Linked DNA regions of Homo sapiens: region 1 is linked to region 2. A link is an interaction called in ENCODE POLR2A ChIA-PET data of the cell type or tissue named here. Cell type or tissue: HepG2. All regions are shown on one strand. Links, peaks and the distances in the headings refer to the core of each region. The heading gives the core; the rest is flanking DNA.

What was found. Peaks named below come from ENCODE experiments on the same cell type or tissue, not always from the same donor. Only the 100,000 strongest peaks of a DNase experiment are listed, where the experiment ranks them.
Region 1: POLR2A ChIA-PET joins it to region 2 with 6 read pairs; 3 of 35 experiments call an interaction of 5 or more read pairs at or near these places.

What each region holds. Positions count from the first base shown.
Region 1 is chr17:36,555,064-36,563,029 of GRCh38, forward strand. GGNBP2 (gametogenetin binding protein 2) reads left to right here. Exons shown (of 14, transcript NM_024835.5): 4 at 2,020-2,273; 5 at 5,710-5,808. Among named protein-coding and RNA genes, the nearest start is that of GGNBP2, 14 kb to the left of the region's middle. In HepG2, for the core only: no CTCF peak of the experiment used is centred there; no DNase peak of the experiment used is centred there.
Region 2 is chr17:37,142,884-37,150,849 of GRCh38, forward strand. It overlaps ACACA (acetyl-CoA carboxylase alpha), which reads right to left. Exons shown (of 56, transcript NM_198834.3): 45 at 6,981-7,091. It also overlaps the pseudogene HMGB1P24. Among named protein-coding and RNA genes, the nearest start is that of SNORA90, 98 kb to the right of the region's middle. In HepG2, for the core only: no CTCF peak of the experiment used is centred there; a DNase peak (open chromatin) is centred at 4,578; H3K4me3 peaks cover 1,126 bases.

The DNA of each region.
Region 1 (7,966 bases), core at 1,393-6,392, 590 kb before region 2:
ATTTATGTAACTGCCATGTGAAAAAGAATTGGTGGTGGTGTGTTAATATTTTACATGTCCATAAGACTTTAATTTTAAAACCAGGCCATCTTTCCTAGTTTTTAAAAGATAAGGTATATAATTTTTCATTAAAAACTTGTTGGTTTTCTGCTGTACTAATTGTTTTGTTCAGACAAAGTAATCCTATATTATGAATTTTCTGATGTTTGTTTAATTCCTGAGAAATATAGTGCTTTATAAATACACTTAAATGCAATGTATAGTGGTCCCTCAGTATCCGTGGGGGATAGTTCAAGGATCCCTAGGCAAACCAAAATCCACAATGCTTATACAAAATGATATAGTAAGGGCTAGGCATGGTGGCTCATGCCTGTAATCCCAGCACTTTGGGAGGCCAGGGCAGGTGGATCGCTTGAGTTCAGTAGTTGGAGACCAGCCTGGGCAACATGGCAAAACCCTGTTTCTACAGAAAATGCAAAAAAGTTGGGCAGACATGGCAGCATGTGCCTGGGGTCCCAGCTCCTCCGTAGGTTCAGGTGACAGGATCTCTTGAGCCCAGGAGGCAGAGGTTGTAGTCAGCTGAGATCGCATCACTGCACTCCAGCCTGGGCAATAGAGTGAGACCTTGTCTCAGAAAAAATAAGATGTATATTTGCATGTAACCTCTGCACATCCTCCCATATACTTTAAAGCATATTTAGATTACTTATAGTACCTAATACAATGTAAATGCTGTGTAAATAGTAGTTATACTGCATCTTTAGGGAATAATGACAAGGAAGAAAAGTCTGTACATGTTTAGTATTTCCTGTCAAATATTTTCGATCCTTGGTTGGTTAAATTCACAGATGTAGAACCCATGGATATGGAGGGCTGACTGTAATTAAGATATTGGAAGATGACTTGTTAGTTTACTTCAGAACTCTTATTTCTACTTTTAGGAAAACTTTGAATGGAAGGGTAATGGTAAATGTGAGAAAATGCTTCTTGGGAATTGTCCTACTTTCCTATCCGTTTTTGGCAAATCTGAAAGTGTTAACTGCAGTTAACTATAACTCCATCAGGTAGAAGTTACTTACTAGAGTTTGCTCATTTCTCTGCAACAGTAGCTCTCAGTTATTTTTCTACCTTGTCATAACCAGCAGATACAATTCATAAGCAGCAGCATGCTAGTTACTTCCCTACATAAGGAAGATAGGCCATGTTTTCTCCCATTAATTCGTAATATACCTGTTCATGCCTCTGGATTGGGAATTGCTGCTCCATATGATTACCATCCTAACTTGACTCCTGTAGCTAAACATAGTGATAGTAAGTGTGTTGTTAAAAGTTGTCAAAACAAAACAAAACAAAAAAAACAGGCCAGGCGTGGTGGCTCACGCCTGTAATCCGAGCACTTTGGGAGGCTGAGGCGGGTGGATCACAAGGTCAAAAGATCAAGACCATCCTTGCCAACATGGTGAAACCCCATCTCTACTAAAAATACTAAAATTAGCCGGGCGTGGTGGTGCACACCTGTAGTCCCAGCTACTCGGGAGGCTGAGGCAGGAGAATTGCTTGAACCCAGGAGGCAGAGGTTGCAGTGAGCTGAGATTGTGCTACTGCACTCCAGCCTGGCGAGAGAGCAAGATGCCGTCTCAAAAAACAAAAACAAACAAACTTAAAAAAAAGGTACAGCTGTATTGTGCTTTTTTTTTTTTTTTTTTTTTTTTTTTTTGTGAGAGGACTGGCCTAATACTCACTGAACCAGCCCTACATTTCCAGATGCAGTACTGCTTTTTGGCATCCTAAGCAGAGTTGTTTATATACCCTAGATTCTAGAGCAAGGGGGTTTGTGGAGGAAATTCCGTACAGCATGGACAAAGCTGACTACTTTGCCTTTCTGACTCAGTTGCAGGTAGAGCTGGTAAACCCTGGCCAGGTTGTACTTTACTGCACAAGGATAGGAACCAGTAGTAGTGAAAGTGTAATTTTACGTCTTTTTAAAGGACACTCTTTCATTTTCTTTCCCTCTTTCAGCGACATGGTATGCTTAAGCAACAGGATCTAAGTATTGCCATGGTGGTGACATCACGCGAAGTCCTGAGTGCACTTTCTCAGCTTGTCCCATGTGTTGGTTGTCGTCGCAGTGTGGAGCGTCTCTTTTCCCAGCTTGTAGAGTCTGGAAATCCTGCTCTTGAACCCCTAACAGTAGGGCCCAAGGGAGTCCTGTCTGTAACTAGAAGCTGCATGACTGATGCAAAGAAGCTTTATACATTATTTTATGTACATGGGTAAGTATAATCAATTAGGAGAAAATGGGTTTGTTAAAATTTAAAACAGCTTGGTGACAGTGGCAGCTTATTTTCTTGATGGAAAGATTGAGTCTGATTTAATAATTTTATTGAGTAAGTTGTATGTACCAGTGGATGTAAAGTTTCAACTCTCCACGTGGGGAGAGGCAGACAGAAAGCAAATATTCAATTTGTCAGGGATGATAAGTTAGAAAAATCAGTAAGGGAGGTAGAGAATGGAGTGGGGGTAGAATTATTGTGGAGGATGGTCAGGGAAGGCCTCCCTGATAAAATGACATTGAATATAGATTTGAATGAAGTGAGCAAGCAAATCTTGTAGAAAACTGGGGGGAAGGCAGAGAAGGGACAGCTAGTGTAAAGGTTCTGAGGTTGGGGTTTTATTGGCATGTTTGAGGAATAGTAAGGAAGCCCTTGTGGCTGGAGCCAGATGAATGAAGGGAACAGTAATAAAAGATGGGGTCAGCAGAGTAATAAGGCCGGGCGCGGTGGCTCACGCCTGTAATCCCAGCACTTTGGGAGGCCAAGGCAGGCAGATCATGAGGTCTGGAGGTCGAGACCATCCTGACCAACGTGGTGAAACCCCATCTCTACTAAAAATACAAAAATTAGCTGAGCATGGTGGCGCATGGCTGTCATCACAGCTATTCAGGAGGCTGAGGCAGGAGAATCACTTGAACCCAGGAGGCAGAGGTTGCAGTGAGCCGAGATCACGCCACTGCAGTCCAGCCAGGGCGACAGAGCGAGACTCCGTTTCAAAAAGAAAAAAAGAAGAGCGACTGGGCGCGGTGGCTCACGCCTATAATCCCAACACTTTGGGAGGCCGAGGCAGTTGGATTGCCTGAGCTCAGGAGTTCAAGACTAGCCTGGGCAACACGCTGAAACCGAGTCTCTACTAAAAATACAAAAAATTAGCCAGGAGTGGTGGCGGGTCCCTGTAATCCCAGCTACTCGAGAGGCTGAGGCAGGAGAATCTCTTGAACCCGGGAGGCGGCAGTTGCAGTGAGCTGAGATCGCACATTGCACTCCAGCCTGGGCAACAAGAGTAAAGCTCCATCTCAAAAAAAAAAAAAAAAAAAAAAAAGGTAATAAAAGGTCCAGTCATATTTTTATTTTTTCAGACAGAGTTTCACTATTGTTGCCCAGGCTGGAGTGCAATGGCTCGATCTCAGCTCACTGCAACCACTGCCTCCCGGGTTCAAGCGATTCTCCTGCCTCAGCCTCCCAAGTAGCTGGGATTACAGGTGCCCACTACCACGCTTGACTTTTTTTTTATTTTTTAGTAGAGACAGGGTTTCGCTATGTTGGCCATGTTGGTCTTGAACTCCTGACCTCAGGCGATCTGCCCGCCTTGGACTCCCAAAGTGCTCGGATTACAGGCGTGAGCCACCGTGCCTGGCTGAGGTCTTTTTTTTTTTACTCTGAGTGAGGTGACAAGCTTTGGGAAGGTTTTGAGCAGAAGAGTGGCATAGTCTGATGAAATCTGGCTTACTTTGACCTCTGTATTGAGAATGAATGACGGCTTTGGAGGTAGTGAAAAATGGTTATAAAGGATCCTGGATATATTTTGAGGAATGAGCCAGTGGGATTTTTTGGATAGATTGGTTGTGAGGGAGGCCATCAAAGATGATTCTCAGATTTGTGATGTAAAGAATGGACAACAGGCCTTGCGTGGTTGCTCACACCTATAATCCCAGCACTTTGGGAGGTCGGTGAGGGTGGATCACCAGAGGTCAGGAGTCTGAAACCAGCTTGGCCAACATGGTGAAACCCCATTTCTACTAAAAATAAAAAATTAGCCGGGCGTGGTGGCAGGCACCTGTAATCCCAGCTACTCAGGAGGCTGAGACGGGAATCGCTTGAACCCGGGAGGCGGAGGTTGCAGTGAGGCAAGATTGCGCCACTGCAGTCCAGCGTGGGCAACAGAGCGAGACTCTGTCTCAAAAAAAAAAAAAAAAAAAAAAAAAGAATGGGCAAATGGTTACCATTTACCGAGAGGGACGAGACTGAGGAGAAATGTAACAGAGCTCATCTTTGGGTGTGCTAAGTTTGAGATAGCGATTAGACATCCAAATAGAATTCAGAGAGGTCTGGGTTAGAGATGTAAATTTGTCTCATTTAGTGAATATAAATAGGAAAAGAAGAAGAGGTCTGAAAAGTAAACCCGAGGCTTTCCTATTTAGAGATGGTGGTAGGGACTTTTGATATTTACTGTGCCTGGGCTTGAGAAAATAAGCCTTGGAGTGTTTTTGAACAGAGGAATAATGTAATCTGATTCATATTTTAAAAGGATCACTGTAGCTGCTGAGTGAGGCCTGGAATGTAAAGGGCAGAAGGTGCAGCAAGGAGACCATTTAGGAGGCCAGCTATTGCAGTTGACTAAGCTAGAGATTGGTGGGTTGGACAGGGATGATAATGGTAGAGGTGATAAGAAGTGATCTGATTCTAGATTGGTTAATTTTTATTTAGCTTTTATTCTATCTTATTTATTAATTTTTTTGAGACAAAGTCTCACTCTGTCTCAAGCTGGAGTGCAGTGGTGCAATCTTGGCTCATTGCTACCTCCGCCTCCCAGATTCAAGTGATTCTCGTGCCTCAGCCTCCTGAGAAGCTGGGATTACAGGCGTGCACCACCACACCTGTCTAATTTTTGTATTTTTTTTAGCAGAAATAGAGTTTCTCCATGTTGGCCAGGCTGGTCTCTTAACTCCTGGCCTCAGTCTCCCAAAGTGCTGGGATTACAGGTGTGAGCCACCATGCCTGGCCTCATTTTAAAATTTTCTGTAGAGATGAAAATTTTGCTATGTTACCCAGGCTGGCTTTGAACTCCTGGCCTCAAGTGATCCTCTTACCTCAGCCTTCCAAAGTGCTGGGATTATAGGCATGAGCTACTGCACCAGGCCTGATTCTAGATAATATTTAAAAGGTAGAATTGGCAAACTTTGCTCATTGGTTGGATGGAAGGTGCGGATAGTAGTAGTGTGTATTCCATATTTGCATAAAAGTTCTGTTGATGACTCCTCTTCAAGGATGTATTGTGTTTACATAATGTTTTGTGAGGTTTTTATATATTTTTTAAAGACATGGGATCTCACTATGTTGCCCTGGCTGGTCTCAAACCCTTGGGCTTAAGTGATCCTTTCACCTCGGCCTCCCAAATAGCCGGGACTACAGGTGTGTGCTTCTGCAACTGGTGTATTTACATAATGGCTGGGCAAGGGAAGATGGCTGAGAGTCAGGTAGCAGTCAGTGTTGAAATAACGTGAGTGCCAGGCACACTGCTAGATACAGTGGGGATAGAGAAAAGTGGTTTTTTTGTGTTTTGTTTTGAGACTTCTCTCTAAAAGACAGTAAATAGAGATTTTAAAATTTGAAAGTAAAATGAATTAAACCCTTAATATGTTTTATTTTTAATTAGGTCCAAACTAAATGACATGATAGATGCTATTCCAAAAAGTAAGAAGAATAAGAGATGTCAGTTGCACTCCTTAGATACGCACAAGCCAAAACCTTTGGGGTAAGTAGAATTGAATACCAAGAGGCTTTGTCATTGTTAAGATTATATATTTGATCATATTTAGTAAAAGAAATAAACCCACTGTTTGCTTTAATTCATTAATTGGTTATACTCTATGACATAGGTCAAAATAAATAGATCCTCTTGTTATGTTGGCCATTTTGCCTTGATATATATAAAGTCTCAATGTAGATCTGATTTAAAAAAATTTTTTTATGTTAAATATGTTTTAGAGGAGGGAGGTTGAAGTCTTTTTTTTTTTCTTTTTTTGAGACGGAGTCTCCCTTTATTTCCCAGGCTGGAGTGCAGTGGCACAATCTCAGCTCACTGCAACCTCCACCTCCCTGGTTCAAATGATTCTCCTGCCTCAGCTTCCTGAGTAGCTGGGACTACAGGTGCGTGCCACCACACCTGGCTAATTTTTGTATTTTTAGTAGATATGGGGTTTCACCCTATTGGCCAGGCTGGTCTCGGACTCCTGACCTCAGGTGATCGCCCACCTCAGCCTCCAAAGTGCTGGGATTACAGGTGTGAGGCACCACACTCGGCCGGTTGAAGTCTTTATGGAAATGTATGCAGCTAATATGAACGTTTTCAAAGTAGTGGTAATCATTATTTGATCTACAGAATAGTCATAATGTATAAATTATTTATCTTTCTTGTCTCTAGCTGTAATTTACCAAGGTTTTAAAAAAAGTAGTTATGACGATATTATGACAATATGTATTTATGTAACTAATTTGTAGTTTTCTATATTTATTATTATTTTTTGAGATGGAGTCTCCTCTGTCGCCCAGGCTGGAGTGCAGTGGCGTCATCTCGGCTCACTGCAACCTCTGCCTCCTGGGTTCAAGCTGTTCTCCTGCCCCAGCCTCCCGAGTAGTTGGGACTACAGGTGCGTGCCACCAAGCCCGGCTAATTTTTTGTATTTTTGGTAGAGACAGGGTTTCACCGTGTTAGCCAGGATGGTCTCGATCTCCTGACCTCATGATCCGCCCACCTCGGCCTCCCAAAGTGCTGAGATTACAGGCGTGAGCCACCGCGCCCGGCCTATTTTATTTTTTAAGCAAATATTGCCTGATAATAATTTGTAGTTTTCTTCTTGATTAAGTGCTATAGTGTCCAAGGCTGCTTTTTCACTTTCTCCCAGCACAGTGCCATAGTTGTCCCCTACAAAATTGCCTGGGGGTGGGGATAGTGAGGCGAAGCCATGGAGTGTGAAGGGACTTTCTAAGACGTGACTTTAGTTTTGGAGAGAATGGGATATTAAAAAACTATACTTCTTTATTAATTTTATCTTTTAATTATTTTTTTGAGACACAGTCTTGCTCTGTCACTCAGGCTGGAGTGCAGTGGTACGATCTCAGCTCATGCAACCTCTGCCTCTTGGGTTCAAGCAATTCTTGTGCCTCAGCCTCCTGAGTAGCTGGGATTACAGGTGTTCGCCACCACTCCTGGCTAATTTTTTTGGATTTTTAATAGAGACGGGGTTTCGCCATGTTGCCCAGGCTGATCTCAAACTCCTGGCCTCAAGTGATCTGCCTGACTTGGTCTCCCAAAGTGCTGGGATTACAGGCGTGAGCCACTGCACCTGGCCTCTGAAAAGTTAATTTTTAAATATCTCATTTGTGTCATTGTCACCTTTTTTTGATTTTTTTTTTTTTTTGACCTGAACTTCCGAGTTACACCATTATTGTATAGACATTTTCCTCCCTGACACAAAGACTTGGATGACCAGGCAGTGGTATGTTAATAATCTATTAAGTTTTTTTCCCCTATACCGAGCAACAAAAAATATTTAAAACATTTTATCGGCCGGGTGCAGTGGCTCATGCCTGTAATCCCAGCACTTTTGGAGGCCGAGACGAGCAGATCACAAGGTCAGGAGTTCGAGACCAGCCTGACCAACATGGGGAAACCTCATCTCTACTAAAAATATAAAAATTAGCCAGGCATGGTGGCACACATCTGTGATCCCAGCTACTTAGGAGGCTGAGGCAGGAGAATTGCTTGAACCCAAGAGGTGGAGGTTGCAGTGAGCTGAGATCGTGTCGCCTGGGCGACAGAGCGAGACTCTGTCTCAAAAAAAAAAAAAAAAAAAAAAAAAAAAAAGGCTGGGCGTGGTGGCTCACGCCTGTAATCCCAGCACTTTGGGAGG
Region 2 (7,966 bases), core at 1,731-6,730:
TTGCCTTCAAAGAATCAGAAAGTATAGAGAATAATGTGTTCGTATTTCCTTTCCAGAACCAGGATAAGAAATTGCAATGAGAAGGAACCCTAAATGAACCTTAGAGAAGACTATGGCAGTGCCAATGTTTTACCTATTTTGGCTCATTTAATTCTCACAGCGACTCTGGTACACAGATACTATTATTACTCATCTTTTACAGTTAATAAAACTGTAGCCCAGAGAGGTTAAATAAATTGCCCGAGGTCACACAACTAAGTAGGTGGTAGAGCCAAGAATTAAACCTGGGCAGCCTGGCTCTAGCCTCTCCATGCTCATAACATCTTTTTTTTTTTTTTAACTAATAAAAAAATTGTAATTTACTTAGAAGCATTCAGAATGCCAACAAAACAGCTGCAACTTTTTTTTTTTTTTTGCAATTACAGAGTGGTATTCAGTTAACAGAACAATTGTTTCATATAAGCTGCATCAGAGACAATTGAAAATGAAAAAACTACCAACCCCATATATAACTTACATGTGCTGTGCACCAATAAGAACCTGCTTAAAATTTTTATGCCAATTTACAACCCCCATCCTGTACCAGGCAAGGTTAGTGGCTATGAAAATACCACCAGGACAGGGCTATCTAAAGACACTTTTGGTAGTGTGTTAACTATACAAAAGAAGACACCATACAGTTTAAAAAAATTCTTACACAGCCTTACATTTCAATTTTTTTCTTTAAAAGGAGTGAGTTGTATACAGGGGGGTTAAATGCTTTATAGACAAGAAAAAAATCTGTGCTAGAACCAACTTATTCATCATCATCATCTTCTTCATCTTCCTCCTCCTCATCCTCTTCATCTTCCTCATCTTCCTTGTTTTTCTTGCTTTTTCGGCCTTGGCAACTCCCTTTTTTGCTGCATCAGGCTTTCCTTTAGCTCAATATGCAGCAGTATCCTTTTCGTATTTTTCCTTCAGCTTCGCAGCCTTCTTTTCATAAGGCTGCTTGTCATCTGCAGCAGTGTTATTCCACATCTCTCCCAGTTTCTTTGCAACATCACCAATGGACAAGCCAGGATGTTCTCCTTTGATTTTTGGGCGATACTCAGAATACAACAGGAAGAACGCTGAAGGAAGCCTCTTGGGTGCATTGGGATCCCTGAACTTCTTTTTTGTCTCCCCTTCAGGAGGGACGTAGGTTTTCATTTCTCTTTCATAATGGGTCTTGTCTGTCTTTGCCATATCTTCAAATTTTCCCTTCTGTTTAGCAGACATGGTCTTCCACCTCTCTGAGCACTTCTTAGAAAACTGAGAAGTTGACTGAAGCATCTGGATGCTTCTTATGCTCCTCCCAACAAGTTTGCACAAAAAATGCGTATGACAACATCTTGCCTCTAGGCTTCTTAGGATCTCCTTTGCCCATGTTTAGTTGTTTTTCCACAGCGAGGCACAGAGTCACCCAGTGCCTGTCTGGCTCTCGCTTGCCCCGGCGCTGTCTCTATCGTAACCTCTTTAAGTTATGTGAAAGTTACAATGCTGCCCGCCCCACAGTGAGAGCTAAGTAATCTCTCCTTCCCTTCTTGAGCCTCCATGACTTTCATGCTGTGTTTCACAGAGTCATGGGTGGGTGAGCATGGAGACTACACAGTGCAGGTCCCTGGTGTAACAGACAATTCCCACTCCTGAGAGGAACTCTGGTACTGTGCCTAACAGAGTCAGCTATGACAACTTCACATTTCATACTGCATAGCTGCAGAAAAATACATATATGAGAACCAGAGAGAAATGTAACTTACTTGCACCAAGTCTCAAAAGCAAGATTAGCAGAATTAGCCCCCTACCAAACTAATGGCCCTAGTCATACCCATCACATAACTTCTTTTTTCCTGGCAGATTCAGTGGAAATAGGGGCCTGATCTCGCTAAGGGGGATGAGAGTATAGGATTTTTTTTTTTCTAAAAAAGAAGCAGAGCTTTAAAATACAAGAAAAGTCACATATCATCTCCTGGTGAATCTATCACCTGCATATCACTGCCTTTGGCATATACCTTACCTTCACAGTCAGTTAATGTCCACAGGACAACCATAAACTGCATATTCTTATTTCTCTGGATAGAGAATGTGCTCTCTCTCCCCAAGTCTGGGGCAATGGATTGAGAGCTAGTAGGCTCCAGTACACATCAGTGTTCCTTTACAATACTAGCTCTTCCCAGCCTATCTGCCACCTAACACTATGTTAAACATACTAATACTTTTACCAGGAAAGGGAGAAAAAAATAAAGTAAAAAGGAAACTGAGAGGAAGAGTGGTGGGAGGAGGGAAGTAAATATGATCATCTCTGCAAATGTCCAGTGGCAAATAGACTTAAGAGTTTATGACTCTGCAATCATCTCAGCTCCTTAAGGGTGCATCTTAACAGTTCCCCAAGTACACAGGTTACTGCCTTTGCCAGGCCAGCATGACTCCCTTCAAGCAGGGTAATTTGCCACACACATCAGGTCTGCCACGCAGTGAGGCATTTTAAGGAATCTGTCACCCACAGCCTACAGTTCCTAGAGTTAGGATCTACTACCTTGAGTGACATGAAATAGCAAGCCCCTAGAAACTTCTCTTATTAATGTCATCATTCTCACGACATTTGGACAAACAGGAAAACGACCGGACCACCTTCTCTTAGGCTTTACAGACCACTAAGCAAAGAGGCCTGAGCTTTCTTCAGTGAAACTTAGGGACATGAAAGTTCATGTTCTGACCCTGATCTAGTCTCTCTCAATGAAACTAAGTCACTTTCCCTTCTGTTTTTGCCTTCCTGTCTACGAAATATAGCCCTGATACCATTAGCCCATTCCAGAAGATAGCAAGGAACCAGACAGATATTCTTGACTGAATTTCAAGCAAACCCACTTGGGCTGCTTCTAATCACCAGCCTACTGCCTTTAGTTCTAATGTCAAATGTGCTTAGTAACACTCAATAAAATCCAGATACTACAACTCATCTCAATTTGGGTAATATTTTGAATATTTTACAAATAACTGCAGGCAACAAAGCAAGACAGACATGGAAAGAAGATACACAAATGGTGAGTTCACAGGGGGAAAAGGATAAAAATACGAAGGTGGGAAGCACTTCCTGGTTTTGGAATAAAAGACACAGTGGCAAAGGATGGCGTCCATGAATAAAACATGTAAGTATACAGAAAAACCACCAAAAGTAAAAAAACAGGAAAACACCAGAAAATATTTATTTTATATGAAGGTTACTACTGTTGGCTATAAAAAGAAATCCTTTAAAAAGTAAGAGTCTTTGGAAGCAAAAGATAGGAAGGTGTAAACTAATTAAAAACAGGCTAATGACAGGCAACATCATGTGTATGCCAAGATGGAGTATAGCCATAAAAGCCAGGCGCACACATGCAATGTATTAAGTTGAAAATGCATGTCTCTTCAGCTTCATATCTATTAAAGGAAGAAACAATTTACAGGTTGCTGCATTATGGGAGTATGATATGTGGAGTGTCAACCTTTTCTCTTCAAACTGAACCATGTTAAGTAAAATCAATGATGGGGTTTGGGGGGTAGGGGAAGGAAGGGGAAAAGCAGGGAGAAAGAAAGTTTTTAAAAATCTCTGCCTCAGCAAAAGTTTTCATTAAAATTTTAGACAAATCATCCCTGTGTCCTTCTCCCTTGCTGCCTGGGGCTCCATGCTATTTCTATGCAAATAACAACCTCGTGGTTTATATCTTATTATTTCCACCGGAGCTGCAGCGACATGACCTGAGATGTGTAAGAGGTGGGGGGGAAGGGGGGGGCAGAGGAGGGGATTTGGAGAGGAGAGAGAAAGGGAGAGAAGAAGGAGGGGGGAGAGAGAGAGAGAGGGTGTTCACTCAAGTGTGAAAAAATATTGTCAGGAGTGAGCATCAAGAACAAAAAAAAATTGCAGGGATAACGTGTTTATTTCAGTCCCCCCCAAAACCCCCCAACCCCCCTTCCTGCAAACCAGCACCTTTTAAAATTCATTGGGCATCAGGCGATCATGCACAATCCATCTGCTTTCACTTTATCATTTGCATTTCATGCCTCCTGGCTTTTGATGTGCTGATACTTTGATGCAGTCAGGAGACGTGCATTATCATTATTTCAATTTTCAAAGGGGTCAACAGGATCGGCACTTGCACACACAAGATTTTTTTCCCCTACAACCTCTGAACACCCCCACTCCTTATTCTTCACCCCAATGTTTAACATAAAGGATGAAGACTCAAAAATGTGGGGGTCAAATATTTACAGTCTAAGACTGTATATAAGCTTGCATGTCTCCTACATTTCCACCTTACACAGGTACATACTATGAGCAAAATGGCCAAGGCTTAAGAAAGGAGGCTCTATAATGTTTCAAAAACACAAAGACTTTCTCACACATGAACACACAGGGCGGCACACAGACAGAGAAAGAGGGGGATCTATACGCAAGACACAGACACAAAGAGACAGAAAGATCAGCACCCACACAGAAAGAGACATGCACTCAGGGTGACTTGCACACACCCAAAGTACACAATACAGAGAGATACCTACAGAAAGAAAGGCAAACAGAGATGAAGAAAAACACCAGCACACACAAAGACAACACACAGAAGGAGTGAGTCAGAGGAAGCCATCTGAGCATGGTAGTTTCCTTTTTTCATACCTTATAGGCAAAGGGGCTAATAGGATATTCTGAACGAATTTGCATAAAATCGGGTGTCTTCAGCAGCACAGCTCTATACTTAAGAGGAGCTGACATGAAGATAGTGAAGCAGGCAGAGCAACATTAGGTAACCTCTGTATCTGATCACTCCCTTCAGCTAAAAACAAATATGCCCTTTTGGAAGTGAGCATTGTTTGGTAAGTTAAAGCTATAGCTTTATTTATCTTTCACCCTGTAACTAAGCTTTTGTTTTAACAAGCAGCCCTGTAAGCTATGACAGTGAATATAATGAATTTGATTAGAACAATTCAATCAGATTTTAAGAAATCAATCTCTAATGTTTCTTCATGGCACAAATGAAATTCAACTAGCAAGTTTTCAAGCAAAACAAAACCAAAAACCCAACATCTGCTTTTTGTAATATTCTTTGTATATAATATAGTATCGGGGCAGGGGGGAGAAAGAAACTCAATATAAGAAGATATATTTCAGAAATTAGCTCTCTGACTGGGTATGGGAACATCATGGAAATATAGGTTTTTAAAGTACCATTATCTATGAGAACAGAATTTTTAAAATCTTTCAAAAATTCTGTTCTCATAGATAATGGTACCTAAAATTATCTTTGGCATTCATCAATATCTCATCCTAAGAAGGTATCCAAAAGAGCAACTTAAAAAAAAAAAAAACAACAACCTTAAGACTCTCAGCAGTTTCTCCCACTGCAATAATAATCTTCAGTAGTAGTGGTTCACAACCTTTATTTCCAGGCTACTCTCCAAAAAGGGAGGAAGACAGCCAAGTTCGCCACTGTTAGCACTGCTGTGCCTTTCCTTGATGAGAAAAGCAAGCCCAGAGGAGGATACAGAGTTCATATGAATGCACAGAGCAAGCTGATCGCATCAAATGATTCCTCTAATTTCTGACATCCACAAAATCTAATTAAACCAATGGAATTATCAACTTTTTCCTAAATGGGAATGACAGAACACTTAATTCTTACCCTTAAACTTGAAAGTCAAGACTTGATAAAAAGTTCCTGCAAGTGGAGTAAACATAATATCTGATACAATTTAGTATGTGTATTAACTCCATAAGCTCAATCACCAAATCATGTTAGAGAGAGGAACGGGAAACTGAAATTTGAATGTGGGCCAACACTTTTTGCCAAGAACTAGGTACTCTTTTTTTTTTTAAGAGATGGGGTCTTACTATGTTGTCAGGCTGGATTCAAACTTCTGGGTTCAAGCTATCCTCCTGTTTCGGCCTCCTGAGTAGCTGGGAATCTAGGCATGCCCAGTAGAACTAGGTACTTTTACTTATGTTTTCTCATTTGAGCTCCACATTATTTAAAGGTTTAAATTATTATCCCCCTTTGACAGATAAGAAAGCTGAGGAGCTGAGAGGTTATATAAGTTGCACAAGGGCAGTCAGCCTCAGAATATTCCATTATACTTTTCTGGCCCTGAAGAGAAAATAATTTTCCTATGCTTGCAAAGATGTCAGAACTGCACTGTCCTTTATACATTCAGGTATTCTTGGATAGTTTTCACTCTTTCGAGCAGTGACCTTGCCATCCATTTTTTTCCCCTTTGGAAAAACCCTTGTGAAGTTGGACTAAAAAGGCACAAATCTTTCTTTGGAAGGGAAGATAAATCTTTATGCATACTCTTTCCCAGTAACCCATCCATGCATCCATCCACCCATCTTCCCACTCAATATTTGCCAAATATTTCTTCTATATACAAGAGACCACCATCGGTGCCCTTTTCGAGAGGTGTATTTACAGATTTCACAAAATCATTAAAACTTGATAGTCTCAACACCTAGGCCGGTACCTAATTCATGATGTAGGCCTGAAATGGGAACCAGCACAGCTGGAATCAGAGACAGCTCAATGTCTGTGTATAGATCTCCTCACATCTTTTACTAATAGATTAAGAAAAAGAGAGAAGTGGGACAGAACAGAAGCGTTCAATTAATTCTGTCTTTCTACAACGACACTAAAACATAAGCACTTTAGAGCAGCGGTTTTATATGGTTTGTTCACTAACATATACACAGGGCTTGGAACAGTGCCTAGAAAACAGTAAGTACTCAAAATAGTTGATAAATGAAATGAATGAATGAATGAATGAATAAAAAGGCAAGCAAGTCAATGGGCAGAAAAGATGGAGGGAGAGGGGAAGAGATAGACTGAGGAAGGCACGGATTGAACTGCTTCCTTCCAATCAGGATCTTGAATTAAGAATTCACACAATAATCTTCAATCAGCTATGCATACTTCTTCAAAACCCTAGAAACTTACTTTGTTGAGGGCTCCAGCTCCTGTTAGAATTAAGTGAGAATTCTCAACCTGGATGGTTCTCTGTCCCAGCCGGACAAGGTAAGCCCCAATCCCAATGGCCCGGCACGTCACCTTAGAAAAGAATAAATTCTACATGTCACATATTTATGTCCTCTCTGAAGCTATAAGAACTAAGGCATAGATAAGTAAAATCCAAATTAACAGAAATAAACATTGCTTTTTATGAAGTCTATTTGATTGACAACAACACACACACACAAATTTCATGGTCAAAGAAAAGAAAATACAATGATGCAAAATTCAGGCTGGGTGCAATGGCTCATGCCTATCATCCTAGCACTTTGGGAGTCTGAGGTGGGCGGATCACTTGAGCCCAGGAGTTCAAGACTACCTTGGGGCCGGGCGAGGCAGCTCACACCTGTAATCCCGGCACTTTGGAAGGTTGAGGCTGGTGAATTACTTGAGGTCAGGAGTTTGAGACCAGCCTGGCCAACATGGTGAAACCCTGTCTCTAGCAAAAATACAAAAATTATCCGGGCGTCATGGCACGTGCCTGTAATCCCAGCTACTCGGGAGGCCAAGGCAGGAAAACCACTTGAACCCAGGAGGCAGAGGTTGCAGTGAGCTGAGATCACGCCACTGCATTCCATCCTGGGCAACAGAGTGAGACTCTGTCTCAAAAAAAAAAAGACCTACTTGGGCAACATAGTGAGACCCCCATCACTACAAAAAAGTTAAAAATTAGTTGGAGGTGGTGGCACATGCCTGTAGTCCTAGCTACCTGGAAGCTGAGGTAGGAGGATCACTTGAGCCCAGGGGGTAAAGGCTGCAGTGAGCTATGATTGCACCACTGTACTCTAGCCTGGGTGATAGAGTAAGACTCTGTCTCTTAAAAAAAAGGAAAGAGGGGCCAGGTGTGGTAGCTCATGCCGGTAATCCCAGCACTTTTGGAGGCTGAGGCGGGTGGATCACGAGGTCAAGAGATT